Regions from separate parts of the Mus musculus genome. Here region 2 is linked to region 1. The links are chromatin loops, found by intact Hi-C in ENCODE. Cell type or tissue: gastrocnemius. All regions are shown on one strand. Each heading gives the region's core, and the rest is flanking DNA. Links, peaks and the distances in the headings are about the cores only. Region 1 holds the start of Cul1 (cullin 1). Region 2 has its middle 91 kb from the start of Cul1.

What was found. Hi-C counts contacts between places; a loop is a spot of excess contacts. Peaks named below come from ENCODE experiments on the same cell type or tissue, not always from the same donor. Only the 100,000 strongest peaks of a DNase experiment are listed, where the experiment ranks them.
Region 2: it touches region 1 in a loop (2.3-fold over the local background); 2 of 42 quality-filtered maps call a loop at or near these places.

What each region holds. Positions count from the first base shown.
Region 1 is chr6:47,449,614-47,458,406 of GRCm38, forward strand. Cul1 (cullin 1) reads left to right here and starts at 4,706. Exons shown (of 22, transcript NM_012042.4): 1 at 4,706-4,870. In gastrocnemius, for the core only: no CTCF peak of the experiment used is centred there; DNase peaks (open chromatin) are centred at 4,388, 4,680, 5,432 and 7,451; H3K4me3 peaks cover 3,157 bases; H3K27ac peaks cover 3,474 bases.
Region 2 is chr6:47,358,885-47,367,677 of GRCm38, forward strand. No RefSeq gene overlaps it. Among named protein-coding and RNA genes, the nearest start is that of Cul1, 91 kb to the right of the region's middle. In gastrocnemius, for the core only: no CTCF peak of the experiment used is centred there; a DNase peak (open chromatin) is centred at 7,619; H3K27ac peaks cover 810 bases.

The DNA of each region.
Region 1 (8,793 bases), core at 536-8,535:
CAGAGTACGAGGAGACCAGGTATAACATGGCAAGTCAGATCTCAGGGTTATGGGCAGGGAAGTAGACATAACAGCACAGAGGGTAGACACATGCCCAGCTCGAGCTGATTAAGGCTCATTACAAATATAAAAGTTTTGTATCTTTTATCTGTGAACAAAATGATCTAAGGTGGGGTAGAAACCCCCAATTAGAAGTCAGTTATGTCAACGGATGTTTACCTGAAGCAGACACAGGTGAAAGGATGTTTTGCTAAAGCAAGTACATGAAAGGATGCGTGATGAAGGATTCTTCACTAATGACTCACATGTATTAGTTCACCTTACAGTATAGCTGAGCTCCATTTGTCATGACTCCATTGAGAGAAATGCACCAAAAACTTCTGGTGGTGCTCTGGGGGCTTCTTACCACTTCCTTAGACGCCTGCTGATTGGCAGAGTGATGTCAGCTGATACAGACTCAAATGGAGTTTTGCTAAGGCAGACTCACATGTTGAGGCAAGACTTTTCATAAGGCTAGACCCATGGAGGACACGGGATGTTTGTAGAGAGTATAAATAGGACTCAATAGTGACAGGCTTGCATAACTTTGTAAAGTTTCTTGGTCTTGGGTTCTCATTGATCTTCATTTCTTTAAGAGAGGCACCACAAATAACTTCTCCTGGCCTAATCATGCCAGGGCTGCTGATTTGTGTTTGCTATACCGACTACTAAACTGGACTGCTGGTGTATTCATGAAGTACCTGTGAGTGGATCGAGCTGCTGCTGCTGCTGAATTGTGTGAACTGAACTGCTGATTTCCTGACAATGCAAATGGAATCTGCTCCAAAGAACAATTTCTAAATGGGTTCACTTCCCCTATCTCCTAATAACCTTTCTTTTCTACTAGCCCTGATGGGTGGTGGGCTAGAAGGGAGGTTAAAGCATTTATGAACCATTATTAAAAATAGGGTTGAGAAAAATCAAAGGCCTACAAGGATGTACTACTTTTGACAAGGAACCAGGCTTAGTCTCCAGCACCCTCTGGAGACTGGCCTCTTCACAAACTGTAAATTCAGCTCCAGGGATTAGATACCTCTGACCTCAACAGATACCTGATTTTACATGTACATACTCATACACCCCAAATACATACATAAGTAATCAAAAATGTCTTCAAAATTGTATACACAATTAAAAATAAATATATATTTTAAAAAATCTCATTTACTTGACTGACCGACCCCTGGTCAGTTTTGTGATATAGGCTGGCCTTAAATTCACAAAGATATACCTTCTCTGCCTCCTGAGATTAAGAGCATTTGTCATTATGCCCAGCCTAATCCTTTTATAACAATTACGTTGAAGGCTAGGGAGATGGCTCAGTGAATTAAGAGCTTTTTGCAGAGGACATGAGTCCTATTCCCAGCACACAAATGGTAACTCATAAGTGTCTGTAACTCCAGATCCAGGGGCTTGAACACTCTCTTCTGGTCTTCTCAGTACCAGGTACGCATGCACAGATAATACATATATGTGAAGGCAACACACTTATACATGCAATTGCAGGTTTTGCTTTTATACAGTGCACAAGAGAGTCTCTCAACACATACCCATAAAAAATTAAAAATTGCCAGGTGTGGTGGCTCACGCCTTTAATCCCAGCACTCGGGAGGCAGAGGCAGGTGGATTTCTGAGTTCGAGGCCATCCTTGTCTACAAAGTGAGTTCCAGGACAGCCAGGGCTGTACAGAGAAACCCTGTCTCGAAAAATCAAAAAAAAAAAAAGAAAAAAATTAAAAATTACACAGCCTAAAAACAAATTAAGTTCATTAGAACATATAAAGCATAGTAAACATTGTAGGATTATAACTTTAAAAACTTGGACAGAAGGAACATGGAGTGGTTCCCAAATTCAGGTTCTGGGTCTTTATTATCATCAGAAATATCAATGTTTAGCTAACATTCCTTGAGCTATTATCACCTCCATATCAGAGGATGATGAAACACTGAGAAGTTTAATAACTTGCTCAAGCCTACCCAGTTAAAAATGGTTCACACAAATATAAACTCTGGTAGTGTCAGCTTCTGGTTTTGCTCTTTTCCTTCCAAGTTTGGGTCTTAGATCTGAAGTTTGCAATTATGTCTCTGGGTAATTCACAAACCTGTGAAACCCATTTACTTTCCACAGACTAGTTTCTTACCCAAGTCTTAGAAATAATAGTTCCTATGGTTGTTCAAGTGACTCAGTACTCTTCAATCTGAGTAGTAAACATGCTGTGAGCAGGCTTCAATGTTCTTCCAGCAAAATACTGGAAAAAAAAAAAAACTGGCAAACTTAAGAAAAAATCCTGCACCCCAACCCATACCTGAAGGCACACATGGGAAGCTAGCAATGAGGTATTTTAAAAATAGCTATTTTAAAAATAGCTAATCTAAAACTTGCGTTTTTTCCAGTTCATTATTGTTTCTAATTTACAAAGAGATTTTAATCCCATTGACTTTGTCCTGATAAAGACCTTTGGGACAGTTTTGAGCTTTGATTCTGGTGTCACTCTCTTTCCAAACTGGCTCATCCAAAGAGATATCCATTTTGCTGAGACAGAGAAGATGAAGAGTGTTTTGAGCATGAAAGTTACTATTATATCTTTTTATCCTGTTAGGTAGGGTTATCTGCTCAGAACAGATGCCACCTGGTTGCAAAGTGGACACAGGTGAATGAACAAATCAATGAAAATGATAGTATTGACAGTAAATAAGATACTTTAAAACAAGGAATGGAGGCAGGGCGAATCAGGGAGTGGATTCAGATAGATTAAATACTTGTATTAAGGCAAAATGGGTTGGAGAAAACCCTCAAGTTGACATACAAACTCATATCCAGAGGTGAAAAATCACAGGAAAGGAGACCATATAGACTGGTGAGACTGAAGACAACAGATTAGGAAATATAGAGAGGAAGTAAACTGTTTTCTATGAATACATGGGAATCCAGTTTAAAATGAAAGCCAAAATATACAAGGAACAAGCCTTACATTTATCTCCACCCTTACCATATGTCTACAGAAAAGTTACTAAAAACATGTTTCTTTTGAATGAGTTATTGAGGTGTTTGACATAAAACAAATTAAAAACCTTTTCCCCAGACAAACGTAAAGATAATATAATTTGGTATACACATGCAGAAACAACACTTCTAAAAAATACTTAATAGATGTTGACAAAAAGCTACAGTTCGATAGAAGACACTAAACCAGCAGTTCTTAACTTCCTAATGCTGTGACTCTTTAATACAGTTCACCAGGTGACCCCCAATCAGAAAATGGTTTTTGTTGCTATTTCATAACTGTAATTTTGCTGCTATGAATCGTAATGTAAATGTGTTTGGAGATAGAAGTTTGTCCAACGGGTGTCCATCCACAGAATGAGAACTGCTGGACTACACACCAGTGGGACTTTCTTTTGAGAGGAAGCACGGGTTACTCAAGTTGTGGATTTGAGACCTGTCAGGTCTGCTGAGGATTTCTGCCCCGAAATGGTGCATTAGAAAGAATCTCTGTGGTGTTCTAGTTTGGTGAAAAGTTACAGAAGTTACATCAAATACATCTTTGGCCCAGATGATGAGCTAACTGAAAATCTTCCCTTGCTAGTTCACAGAATTAAATGGCAGATCTAAGCTAGGATATTAAAACAGCTGCCTCTAACAAGGTATGGGGTAAATCCATTCTTTCTCCAGCCTCTCACCTGTGGCTAGGGGTGTTGCCAAATTTACAATTGAATATTACAAAGCACAAGATGACAGCAGCTGATTTCCAATGGGTGAGATTATTCTAGATGTAAGAATACTACTTCATGCCATCCCAGGTTGGAATCGCAACTCCCAACTCTCCCTAACTAAACCATATACAGTGAAAGTGAAAAAAGGCTCTCAAGAAGGAAGGGAGGCCACTGCTGAAAAGTATTAAAGAGGGAGACACACATCCACGTGGGTATGTGGGCAAGCTGGAGGTTTCCGCAGGAGGATCTCCAAGGCCTGCAGGTAGAAAGGGGGGTCGGTGAAGCAGTAGCACTTTTCTCTTGAGTCCGCCTGCCCATTTGACTTTCTCATCTCACGGTTGGGGATACTGCCTCTGGTTCAACTCCAGGACAGGAGACACCAGCCAGGATCAGTGCAGTTGGGACCCATGTCAGCTCCCGGGAGGTGCATGGAGGGGAGGGGCAGGGGAGCTCAAAGCCCCTCTCCCACAGCCGCTTCCGGAAGTGTCTTCAGAGGTCAGAGCCCCCAGCCTCGGCTCGGTCTCCACGAGAAGTCCGAAGTGGCGGGAAGCCGGCACTCGAGAGGCCGCCCCGACGCGAGGGCGGCGGGAAAACCTGGCGGAGGATTCCGCTCGTCCGGCAGGACCCGGCTCGGCGTTTGGGAAGCAGAGGCCATGGCTCGCAGGTAGAAATGCCCGCGCGAAGCGGGTCCTGGCCACGAAGCGGGTGACCAGGGCCTCTGGGGGGGCCGTTTCCGTGCCCCTCCCGCGCCGCCGCAGGCCCGGCGATGGCGGCGACGGTTTCTTGGCTCCCCCGCCCCGGACGCCGATGGCGGTGCGTTCCGGCCCTCCCTCCCCCACGGCTTCGCCCCGCGGTCGCCAGAGCCGGTGAAGCCGGGAGGGCGGGGAGCGGCGGAGGGACGGCGAGAGGGCGGAGGTTGCGTGGTGCAGGCGGCGGCGGCGGCGGCGGGAGGAGGAGGGCCGGCAGGCGGGCAGGGGAGGAGGAGGAGGAGCGGGCGCCGTGTCGCACGCAGCTCCAGGCGGGGCAGCCCGGGCGCTGAGGGACGCGGCCAGACCTCGGCGGGCCCCGCGAGCACTACACGCCGTCGCCCGAGCGTCGGGGGGCGCCCGGAGATGCGGGTGAGTAGCGGCTCGGGCCGCGGTGGCGGGAGGCAGCGCAGGCCACGGCGGAGCCGCGGCGTCGCAGTGACTCGGGCCGCGGCGTCCGAGCCCGGGCTGCCGGCGAGGCCTGAGGCGCCGCGCCGCGGCTAGGCGGAATGGCGGCCGGGCCGGAGAAGTCGTGGGCGTAGGACGCCGAGGGCGGAGCGGAGCGGCCAGGCCCGGCCTGAGTCACCCGGCCGGCCAGGCTCGGCCTGGGCCGGGACTCGCAGGGCCAGGCCCTGGCTACGCACTGGGAAAAAGCCGGACTCACCGCGGCCTGTGGCGCCGACCTCGGCGCCTCACGCGCCACCCCTCCCTTCCCCTCGGCCCTGGGGGTTCCGCTTGGCCGGGGTGGCTCAGGGCCGGGGGACTCGTGCTCTCGGGGATCCGGGGGCACTCATTGTTGCGACGGTGCGGGGCATGATTATTGGGTAACAGTGGTGCCGGGCTCCGTTCTCTCTGGGAGCGTGGCCGAGCAAGGCGCGCCGGGATGCGGTGTGCTTTTCCAAAGGAACGGAGCCCCCGGGCGTCCGCCAGCTCTCCTCAGTCGAACTGGGCCCTCCCTGTGCGGCGGCCTCGGCGCGTCCCCGGTCCCGGCGGGAGCGCGCGCTCTGACCCCAAAGGTAACCCGGCACCGGGCCAGGAGGACTGAGTCGGGGGCTGTAGACTCTGCGGGCCTCTATTCTTAAATCCCGCGTGGCCCTGAGAACCCCCTCTTTCTGTCACCTGTGCACTGTGTTGTTACTCAGGAGATAACTAAGAAAGCAAGGAACACTTGCACTCTCATTCCTTGAGCCTAAGCCCCAAAGTTAAGGGAGCTAGGTATGCCAAAAAAGGAGGATTCCCCTTTTCTGAGAGGTCACTGTTGATACTTGTGGTTAGTTCACAGTCGTTGGGGGTTTGTGGGACGGGCACGCATGCCGAAATGCAGTCAAGTTGTTCAAGTGCTTTTAGTTGCCCTGTGTGTACTTGCTCTTTGCTGGAGTAGCATTAAAACAGCCAAAAGCTAAGAATGGAATAAATGATTACTGTTTTAGAAAGGCACTGGGGTGACAAAAGAGGAACTAAGCTCCTTTTACTTCAATTTTTAGGACCTAAACCTAACACTCTGAAGAAGCCAGTGTAGTTGAGGAAAATAAGGATATGAGGTCTTTCTTTGTTTGAGAAGGCTTTAAGATTTCTCTTTTTACTTAAAACTTGTATTTGTTGCTTCCCATAGTAAGTTGAAACAGTTATAGCTCATTTTAAATTCTGAGTATGCAACACAACACTGGCTTGTTTTATCTTCTATTCTGCCCATTTTTGGAGGTTTTGGGGAGCATTTACTAAGCCTTAAGCCTGGGAGAAAAGACCAAAGTGCTTTCTAAAAATGCTAACCTTTCTCTTTCCTCCCTGTTGGCATCATCTTTAAAAAACTGTTTTGCCCAAAAGACAACCAATTTTAGATAGGCTAGGGTGTTTGTAAGATACATCTTTCCTGAGTCTTATGGTCAGGCCCTGGAAGGTGTGGCCCAAATTCCTAGTATGTCACATACATCTGAAGTCTGAGCTAATTTGGCCAGGTGTCTTTAGATATTACATAGACTCTGTTGTTCAGGGAACTCCACCTTCTTGCGCTAATTAATTTTGTCAGTGCAGGCTTATTTCCCATACATGTGACTATGAAATCATTGAAGACACAGACTAAGTCCTTTACTTTGTAACCCTCAGATAACAGAACATGATCTTGCTGGTACCATGAATGATTTTTTTTTTCTTTTTTGGACTAATCCTAGGGTTTTACTACTCCCCTTCATTTTGGCTGCAGAAAACATAGTCACTGTTGCTGCTGAGCTTGTTAAAAGTGCAAGTTTACTATTATGTTGCATGCTTCCCTAGAGTGAAAACTGTTATTTTTCTTGTGTCCCCCTTCCACCTGCATAACTACATACTGTATCCTAGGGAAAAAATGGTTGAGGGTTTCTTTAGTTGTGGAAATCTAAACAGTTTGTAAAATTAAAATTAATCATTCTAATTTAAGGAGTCAGTATTTTTTTAAAAAACAAGTTTGTTTACCCCTTTGCCTTTGAAGTAAAGCCGGTTAGTATTTAAGGCTGTTACCTGCTGGGAAGATAGTCCAGCCCAGTTGTACCAAAAGTTTCTGTGGGAGGATAAGGGACCTTCATTTCAGCAAGGAAAATTATGTTTAAATGAACAAACCTTAAGTCAAACAATAGTTACTTGGCATTCTTAAGATTTAATTTGTTAGGGCCCCTCAAAGTTATAACTGTCTTGAAGTTTGAGCACTTCATAAGTCCCAAAGCCTAGTCTTTTTTACCTTTCCCATGAAGTCATGGGATAAATTGATTTTTGAGAATCAGTGGTTTCATTTTGAACTCATCTTTTAGGTATGCTTGGAGGAAAAAGCTGTTAACCATCTATTTTAAAGGACAGTTCTAAATTCATCTTTTAAAAAAGCATGTATGTGCATGCACCACAGTGCACGTGTGAAAGCCAGAAGACAAACTTCATAGTCTCTTCTCTATCTTGTGGGTCTCAGGGATTCCGTAAACTTGGCAGCAGTTCCTGAGTCTTGGCAGCAAGCACCTAAGGTAGTTTTTAAGTGATACCATCTAACTTCTAAGTTCTTAAAATGAGTGGATTCCATGGGAACATAACCAATGAGACATTGGAGAACTACCTTATAGAGCATAGTATATCATTTCATGTTTGATCACCAGGGTTATGTAAAGTCTTGATAGTATTTTTTTTTTCCCTTGGGAAACCTGGACAGAAGGAAGATTCTGCTCTCTGGCTTCCACTCACGCTTCAGCTTGATTGTACTTCTGATCTGTTCTGGGTCTTTTTCTTATCACTTTAGCTCAGGCATCTTCATTTTAGGAAAGCTGGTCTTGCCATCCTGTCTAGGACCTTTCCCTAGGTCCTCATGTTGTCTATGTTGTTTATGTCATGTTGTCTATGGATCTATCCCAGTGCTTAACATTCTGATGACACTTGGTGGTTTCTTCTATTAGACTGACTTTACCTAGGGGCAGGTGGAACAAATCTGACTCTAATACCTAGCACAATGCTCATGTCAAAATCTATGTACATCCTCCCACTTCAGATCTTTACAAAGCCACGTGAAGTGTAAGTACTGACATTTAGCTCTCCTTGTAGAAAATAGAAGGGTCCTGGACTTTGGGTAGTTTTCATCAAGACTATGAAGGTGTAAAGCCTCAGGTAGGAGGTTAGAGCAAGATGGTCATCCCAGAGTTTGAACTTTTAAACAAGGGACTCACCTTGAAAGTGATGTATATGAAATTAAAGGAAGATTAGCAGAGATTAAAATGAAAGAGTCTTTAAGGATTGATGTCTGACCATTACAACAGAATTCATCATACATAATAAGTATGGTTGGTTCCCAAGAATGAGTTTCTTCTTCCTGGTCCTTCAGAAAACACTAGAGAGTAGACAGTGATGGTATAAGCATAAACATTTGTAGAACTTTGGGGCTATTGTTAAATTGGGTGTAATGTTATGATTCATTGGCCTTGCAAAAAATCTTAAATCCATTTAATAAGCTAATTTTTTAAAGGCCTGTGTCAGAAAATACTTAAGAAAACAGACTACCAATTTAAGTATGTGTAAAGTATGCAGTGGCTTAAGTAATTAAACCACTGTAAAATAGTAGTGATTTTAGGTGAACTTGTGTCTTTTAAAAGATTTTTATAAAAAAATTAGTAACAAAGAAAGTATCAATTTCAAGTCTCAGGTTTGAGAAACTTAATACCAAAAATAGACTTTAAAGAAGAACTGATTACTTCAGACTTGTAAAACTTCCTTATGGTAAAATCTTGTAAACAAAATAAAAGGCAAATGACAAACTAAGAAAATGGTTTTACATGCAAATTTATTTTTTA
Region 2 (8,793 bases), core at 517-8,516, 91 kb before region 1:
GCAGTCCTCCAACAAAAGCACACATACAGGATCTTGGGAAAGAACACACACAGGAAATCCCTGTGTCCAAAAATGTCACAAAGATCTGAGACGATGCAAATGAAGCAACCAGTTTCTTCAGGTTGGTCCTCAGCCTGTCATTGATTTTCAGGCTCCTCCCCTACTCCATTCTAAACTTCCTTCATCCTAGACCATTATTTGTCTGATGGGGTGGGGCAGCCAATCATCTCTGAGGTGCCTTAGCTGCCAAGGCCCTGTCACATGCTAGTTGCTGTAATCACCTACTCACAGTTAAAAATTCAGAGCACTAAAAGATGCACTGATCGATCTGTAAATACTTCTTTCTGCCCTCATCTGCCTGCACCATGTTGTAGTCAGTGGTATCAACTCAGGCTGCTAACTCTTTTGCAGAAAGACACTAAAATGATCTGACTAGGTGGCACCCAGAGCTTCAACTATAAGAATTTTTACTATAATTACAGTGGACTTCATGGGACCCTCACCAACTTAGAAGACATAAACTTGCAAGTTGTAGGAAGCAATATGTAGGAAGAGTGACAAAGGCCTCCCTTTGTTTCCAGATTCATGTAACCCACTTGTGCTACTTCTCATAAACAGTACACACACACACACACACACACACACACACACATATATACATAGAATAACTGTTGGTTCTCAGGTTTATACTACTATGTTTTAGAAAGATGGTTGTCAAACTCCATAGGGTGTCATCTCAAAGCTGGAGTCAACCTATGAATTTAAGAGGACACTCCAATGCTTTTATAGACAGATACTGGACCTAGTTCATAAAGAGGTTCAATGTCAATATGTGCACTTTGGATTGCTCCCATAGGTCCACTCACATGCCTTGTTCCCAGATCTCTTTGCTAGTGACTTTCCCAGGATCCTGACAAGACAGACCATCTTAGCCACTGCTAAGGCACCTACATCTTACCTAAGACATGTTCTCCTTCTGCCCTCTCCACAAGCAGCAGTAGCTCTGTGAAGGCAAGAGGTGGGCTCCCTATAGCTAATGTTAAGTTATACTGCAATAAGAATCCATTGCTGGCTTGGCTTACAATGTTAAGACAATCTTTCATAAATTGGGTTGAATTCCTCTATTGGATAGTCATAATGTGCTGCCCCACCCCCACTGAGGACCATGGGTATGAGCTTGAAGGGAGAACAGATCCAAGAGTGGTAGGGACATGGTTCTTCACCACCTTCTGTTGAAGTTCGTTCTGCTCATACTCAGTCTTGGCTGAACCATTTCCATTTGATCACCAGCTACTACCATGCTCACTTAATTCTAACTGAAGACATTTGACAGCATCCAGTCCCTGATCACTACTCTTATCACAAACTTATACAACAAGATTTTCTTCACAAACTGAAGTAAAACTCAAGGATTTTAACTGTCATTATTTTAACAAATGGGTCACACTAGAGAAAGAAATTGAGTTCCAAGAAAGTGAAGTTTATGTAATTGCTTAAAACCCTGCTCACAGATATGAATTTTAAAAAGAAACCCTCATAGTGATGGCTAGTTTTAATTATCAATATACCACAAGCTAGAATTGCCTGGCAAAAGAAGAGTCTCAGTTGAGAATTGTCTAAATCAGGTTGATCTGTGAACATGTTAGTGGGGGACCATCTTGATTATGTTAATGGATGTTTGAAGATACCATCCACAGTGGGTGGAATCATCCCCTAGGCTTGGAGTGCTACCAGGGTGGAGAAAGTAAGCTAAGCACTAGAGGCATGCATATATTCATTCTCTCTCTGCTCTTAACTGTATATGTGATTAGGTTCTTCAGGTTCCTGCCTTGACTTTCCTGAAATGATGGATTGTGACCTGGAAGCCAAATAAACCTTTACTCCCTTAAAGTTGTTTGTGTCTGGGTATCTTTTTTAAATCATAGCAACAGAAATTAAACTAAGATATCTGGTGATGCAGCAAAGAAATGATAACATTCCTAGTGTCTGGAGTTTGGGTCTTATGGTTTTTTTTTGAGTTTTTGTTTTGTTTTATTTTATATATGTATATGTGTGTATGTATGTATGTATATATATATGTATATATATATACTTACATATATATATGTATATATATATGCCTAAATGTAAGTATTTCTAGTGTATACATGCAGGCGCCTATTGAAATCAGAAGAGGGTATAAGAGTATCAGGTTCCTGGAACTAGAGTTGAGGCAGTTGTGAGCCACCATGTAGGTGCTAGAAACTTCTCTCCAAGAGCATTAAGCTTTCTTAACTGCTGAGCCATCTCTGCAGTCCCTGGTTCTGTGTTTTCAATCAGTTACCCAAAGCTTCTCACATTCATTATTCTCCTGAGAAAAATGTTTTCTTTTCCTAAGTAGAGAGATCCTAAAAAAATAAATTGTTGCACTTTTTAGATGTGTTAATATAAATGTGATAATGCTTGTGATCTTACATTTTCTTTTGATTTTTAGTAATGACTGAAGCATCTAAGAAAATTTAAGGTACTAAGGTTGAAATATGTCTTGTTATATTTACAGAAAAGATTTAAGAGTACAAGGAGTTCTTTCTTTTGTAGCCAATACTTCTAGGCTGTCCTTCAACATCTTCAAGGAGTATCACTGATTTTAACTCTGAAAGCCAGGAGGTATCTGTTTATGGAGGACAACCATCCTTGACTGGATTCTGGAGTGAAAAGGGGCTCTGTGATGGAAGGAATGGCCAACCAATTACTGGCCCACCTTGAGACTCACCCCATGTGAGAGAAGCCAACCCCTTACACTATTAATGATACTTTACTATGCTTGTAGAAAGGAGTCTAGCATAACTGGCTCCTGTGAGACTTTATCCAGCAACTGATGGAAACAGATGCAGAGACCCACAGCCAAGCATTGGGTAGAACTTGGGGAGTCTTATGAAAGAGTAGGGGAAGAATTGGGGGCAGAGGGATCAAGGACAACACAAAAAGACCTACAGAGTAATCTAACTTGGGCCCATGGGGGCTCATAGAGACTGAACCACCAATCAAAAAGCATTCAGGGGCTGGACCTACGTTCCATATGTAGATGAAGCAGATATACAGTTTGTGGGTCCCCTAACAATTAGAGCAGGGGCTATTTCTTACTCCATTGCCTGCCCTTTGGGTCCCTTTCCCATAGCTGGACTACCTTGTCTGGCCTCAGTGGGAGAAGATGCACTTAGTCTTGCTGCAACTTGATGTACCAGGGTTGGTTGGTACCCATGGGGGTCCTCCCCTTCTTTAAGGAAAAGGGGATAGCGGAGGGGTGGAAGGGTGGGACTGGGAGGAGAAGAGGAAGGGGGGCTGTGATCAGGCTGTAAAGTTAATAAATGAATGAATAGATAGATAGATAGATAGATAGATAGATAGATAGATAGATAGATAGATAGATGAGAAAAAGAAAAGAAAAGGGATCTGCCATAGGTCTAGACTGTGAAACCTGCACCTAGGGCCTGCACCTAGAGTCTATAACTCATCAGAGTCCATGATGGTTAAGGTATCCATGATTGGTAAAGTCTTGGGAAAACTCCATTAAGGGAGTCTCAGTGTGGGCTCTCACTGATGAGATGGCAGGCCACAGCAATCAGAACATTGATACACTCCACACTTTTTTATCTTGCAAAATTGAACCTCCATACCCGTTAAATAACTCCCCATTAATCATTCTTCCAAGCTCCTAGATGCCATTGTACTTTCTGCCTCTACAAATTTGATACCTTTACATAGCTCATGTAAGCAGAATCATACGAAGTTTTATTTTTATGGTTGGCTAATTTCACTTAGCATATTTCCTCAAGGCTCATCCATAGAAGAATGTAGAAGAATAGACTTCATTTATTTTACGTTTTTAAATTTTTATTTTACTTTTAAGATTGTGTGTGTGAATATACTCCAAGTGTGTGTTAGTGACCCAGGTAGCCAGGGGCATTGGACTCCTTGAAGCTGGTAGAGTTCCAGGCAATTGTGAGCTTCCTGACTTGGGTGCTAGGAGTCAAACTCAGACCCTGTAGAAGAGAAAAAGATGTGTTTAGCCGAGGAATCATCTCTCTATCTCAGCCTTCCATTTGTTTAAAACTGAATAATACCCCACTGGATTACAACATGTGCTTTAGGTATTCATCTGTCAATTGACATTTGGGCTGTTTCCATCTTTTGGCTATGATGATGAAAACTGCTGATATGAATAGAAAAATAAACATTGATGGTAACCAAAATATTTTAATATTTACTAGGCATACATGGGAATCTACCAAGAACAGTAGCGTGTTCCATATCAGTAAGGTTATTGATTTTACCAGTAACCTGCTGGTACCTGCTTCCTGCTCTGCAGATTACTTCCTGTGGAGTGAAGGTCAGCTTCTGATGCTGTGGCTGTTCTTCTCACAAAGTGCTTTTCACCAAACAAGGGTACTTGCTTTCCTGAATTCTACACCATATAGGTGACACACAGGTTTTATTTAAATTTAATCCTAAAGATGCCTTTAGGAACAAATTTCAGAAACCACAATTAGAACTCACCCAAGTGCGTAAAAGAGGGTTTTGTGTGTGATTTTGTTGTTGTTGTTGTTTATACAACTGAAAAGGCAGATGCTTGAATATAGCTGGATACAGGTGCTCCAGAATGTTCTAGGGATTCAAACCTTTTTTAAAATTCTGTCCAGTTTTGTGCAAGTTACTCTTCAAGTACCAGCTCCCTAAGAGTGCCAGGTACATTCAATCCAAGAATAACTCTTTCCCACTTAGTGAAGTTCTCAGACTATCTGATTGGCCCAAATGGGGTGATAAGTGAGGCCATAAACCACTCGCTATGGAAGGAATGTGTCTACTCATCTTGGCCAAGTCTGTCATGTGTCAGATACACACCTGTGAAGCTGTGGGCAGAGCATCTCTCTTTCTGAACTGGACTGTCTGATTGTACTGTGTGGGGAATCTTACAGCCTAGACAAAAAGTGCAGGTACTGCTCCAGAAAGGACATGTAAACATTGGGAAAGAGTGTTACCACTGCCACTGAGGATAACAGAAAAGAATCAGATATGGAAATCGTTTAGCACTAGTTCTAGGACTAATTGCCTTCACAGCATCTAGAGTGTCTGTTCACCCATGAGACCAGAGACACAGTATTTTCTCAGAGTTCTCTTCCAAGTCAGAAAACATATTCCCTGACCATCTTCCCAGAATTAGAGATGGTGGGAATATCCGCTCCCTTTGGGGAAAATTCAGTCCCTGCCAACAGTGTGGTCAGCCATACAATTCCAACAAGCTATTCTTCTGAAAACACAGTAACTCCACATGTATTAGATTTCCACACATCTGGCTTAGTCCATCTGAAATAACAGCATCATGGGGCACCAGCATCTCAGGCCACAAGGGCTTAACTGAGCCAAGTCTCATTCCTGTTCTTTAGATACAGATGGTCCTCATGTATTCTTGGAAACTTCTCCAGAGCCATTCCTTAGCAACTACTTGAAAAAAGAAGCCACATTGCTCTAAGATCAAATAACTGTTGACTAGTCCAGATAAAGTGGTTCACAGAAATTATTTCTTTGAAGCACTGAATATCACAGAGCCCAAGGAACACTAAATATCAATTTTTTAATTTCAATACAAATCTTCCAGGTGGGGCTGCTGCTGCTCTGATAGAGATGGATGTAGTGTTGAGGGTAGAAACAGAAAGTCTGTAGTCAACATAATGGTCTCTTAGCCAGAATGGACATGAAGGAGAGAAGAAGATGAGGCCCTCTGAAGATGGTATGGGTGAGAGAGGGATGGAGCACAACAGGTGCCCAGCTGCCCCTCAGAGGACCCCCACCCCCTGCTCTGAAAGCTTGTAGGCAGCTGTCAGCAGCCCTAGGAGGCTTACAGGGCCAGAGTCCAGAATAGAAGCTGAGCTGCTACCGGCCATGTAATCCCACAGAGGGCTTTAACCTTAATGCTGCAGAGCTCATAGATCTTTCTACCATGCCTAGTGCCGTCCACACAGATGGAAATGGCCAACAGTCTCTTACAGCATTGCCTGCACATCTGGGTGTTTCTAAGTCAGGTATTCACATCTTGGGGACTTCCAAAATCTTGCTTTTGAAGTTATTCCCCAGACAGGCATTAAATGCTTTTAGCACAAGAAAAAAGGTCAAAGTCATGTATAATTGATAATAAAAGGGTTTCAAGTGAGAAAAACTAAGAGTTGTTTTTAAGCATGTCTTGCTTGATTTTTATTTTTATAGCTCAGTTCCAATACTCTCTCTCTCTCTCTCTTTGTTTTTTTGTTTTTGTTTTTGTTTTTGTTTTTCAAGACAGGATTTCTCTGTGTAGCCCTGGCTGTCCTGGAACTCACTCTATAGACCAGGCTGGCCTCAAACTCAGAAATCCACCTGCCTCTGCCTCTCGAGTGCTGGGATTAAAGGATTAAAGGCGTATGCCACTACGCCCGGTACCCAATACTCTTTCTTTGTCTATATAAACACTTAAAGCACATCTGATCTCAAAAGTAACAGCATCTTGACATCCAAACCAGCCCCAACCCTTCTCGCTGTGATGGGCAGTCATCATGTGACCCCGCTCCTTTCATGAAGGTTCTGGTTTGCAGAAGTAGCAGTCTGGAGAGTCTTCAGCACTGTGCTCATTATATGGATTTTGGACACAAAGCAACTGCAGTTGGCTGGCTATAAGGTTCAGTATTAACTACCAACTAGAAGTCTGTTTTTTTTTTTCTTTTAGCCTACCATATCAAATACAAGACTTCATATATATAACTTCGTCCTGACCTTTCTCGTAGGGAGAAAGCACTTTTCTGAGTCTCTGATCCTCTCAGTACAGTCTTGGTCTCTGCCCTCACTTCCATCTATTTTCTGTGCACAGGGAAAGCATCACTTCCTAGAAGTGATGTTTCCACCCTGCCCCCACCCATAGCTTAGTCCCATGCATTCTGTAGCTAAAGAACCCAGGAGACCCCAAACATCCTCCATAAAGAAAACCATTTACTGCCCTTTCTGTTCCAGGACAACTAAAATCTGATTAGCTCAGGATTAAAAGTGCACCCCCACTAGCAACCTTCCTTATTGTTCAGATATTTAAATTTTGCAAACAGAGGCAATGGACTGCTGAGGGCTACAGAAAGGGTCACACTGAAAATGGGGCCATCTGTCACAAAACAGAAGTGACAGTGCCAGGCATTTTAAATGACAGAGTATGGGGATCTCTGTCTTTGTTTATGGATTTCATAAGGTCCTCTAATAGAGCTTTGTGGCTGAACCAAATTTAAGGTTACTAAATACTGTCCCCAGATGAGACCATGTGTCACAACAATTAGTACAACGTCATAGAAATTGTCCAGGAGTGAGGGGTGAAAGATCTCTGAGTTCAGAATCAGGAACAGAAGAAGAGAAATGCAGAATTTTCTGTTCTAGAGGCAGGCATATCATTTTTCCCTAAGGGGTCAACCTCTAAGCAGCCCCTCCCTCAACTCTGCCATGAGGGAGTCTGTGTCCCCATACTGACAACAGCTGTGTATGGTCTCTGAATCCAGCTTGAGTTTCAAAACACTCCAGTTGACCTTACACCCAGCATACCGTTTGCCCTCAGGGTGGCCAGCTGGCTCCTCCGCACAATCCAGGCTTCCTTGCCTTGAAATAAGCTTCCTCCCTGGGAATTCTATTTCACTCTCACCTAGTCTTGACCCAAATGTCAGGATGTCTCTAACTTAATGGCTCAGTCTGTCTGAGAAGCAGCTGAAGTAGTGGGACTTTGAAGTTTGTCCATTTCTTTGTTACCCAGCAACGCACACCAAAGGCCGCAGGTTCAGTCTTCCCATCTGAAGTGGCTACCATGCCTCCCATTAGCAAGTAGCCATATCCCCATCACTCATGGAAGCATTTACAGAGAAAACAAGGGAGGAACTGAGGGTAGCACTAAGTTGATTAAACTTTCCACAGCCCTACACAAAGTCATCTGGGGGATTTTGAGGGGATGGGTGGCCCTAATTCAATTCTGTATGATTCTCCACACAAGAGGACATATGCTCATCAAATGTCAGGAACGGCACTGTGTATTCCACAGCTCTTTACCTGCCTCTGCAAGGCAGCTTCAGCAGCAACCCTGTCTTCTCAATAGGTCTGCATCTTTCTAGACACCTTTGTGATGATAACCTGTTTAGTCCAGCTCAGAAAGGCGCAGATTCCCACCAGTTTAACTACCCCTAAGGGTAAAGTAGGTCACATGGAATGATCTTCCAGCCAAGGAACAGCTGCTCAACAAATAACTTATGAAAAAAGATGTTTTGATGGATGGACTAAGTCCATTCCCAAGAATGGTTGAAAACTGCCTGTGTTGGTGGAGAATCTCTGTTATTTCCTCATAATTACAACTAAAACCAATGGAAACAATCACAAACCAATGGAAACAATCACCCAACCCAACAACTCCATAATATAGCTCACAGTGCTTATATTGACAGTCTCTTTCACCTGATCAGAATGAGATTTTTTTTTTTTTTGGACATCTAGTAAACTTCCAGCCACTTCTTCTCCCCCTCCCTCCTGCAGAAAGTCTGTCACAATGATCTAAGATGATAATTCTGACTTCACAAGCTTTAGACTATTTCTTCTAGGTGTTAATCAGTTGTGGCCATATGGTGAGGGTGAGGTAATTCATTTTTACTTTACAATGAGTGCCTTAATTGCATTTTCAGTACTAATATCAGTCCTTCTGTTTATTTGAGTTCCTAGGAGCTGCAGGGAATGTGATATGAATTACAATGAGGACAAGCCTCAGCTGAAATC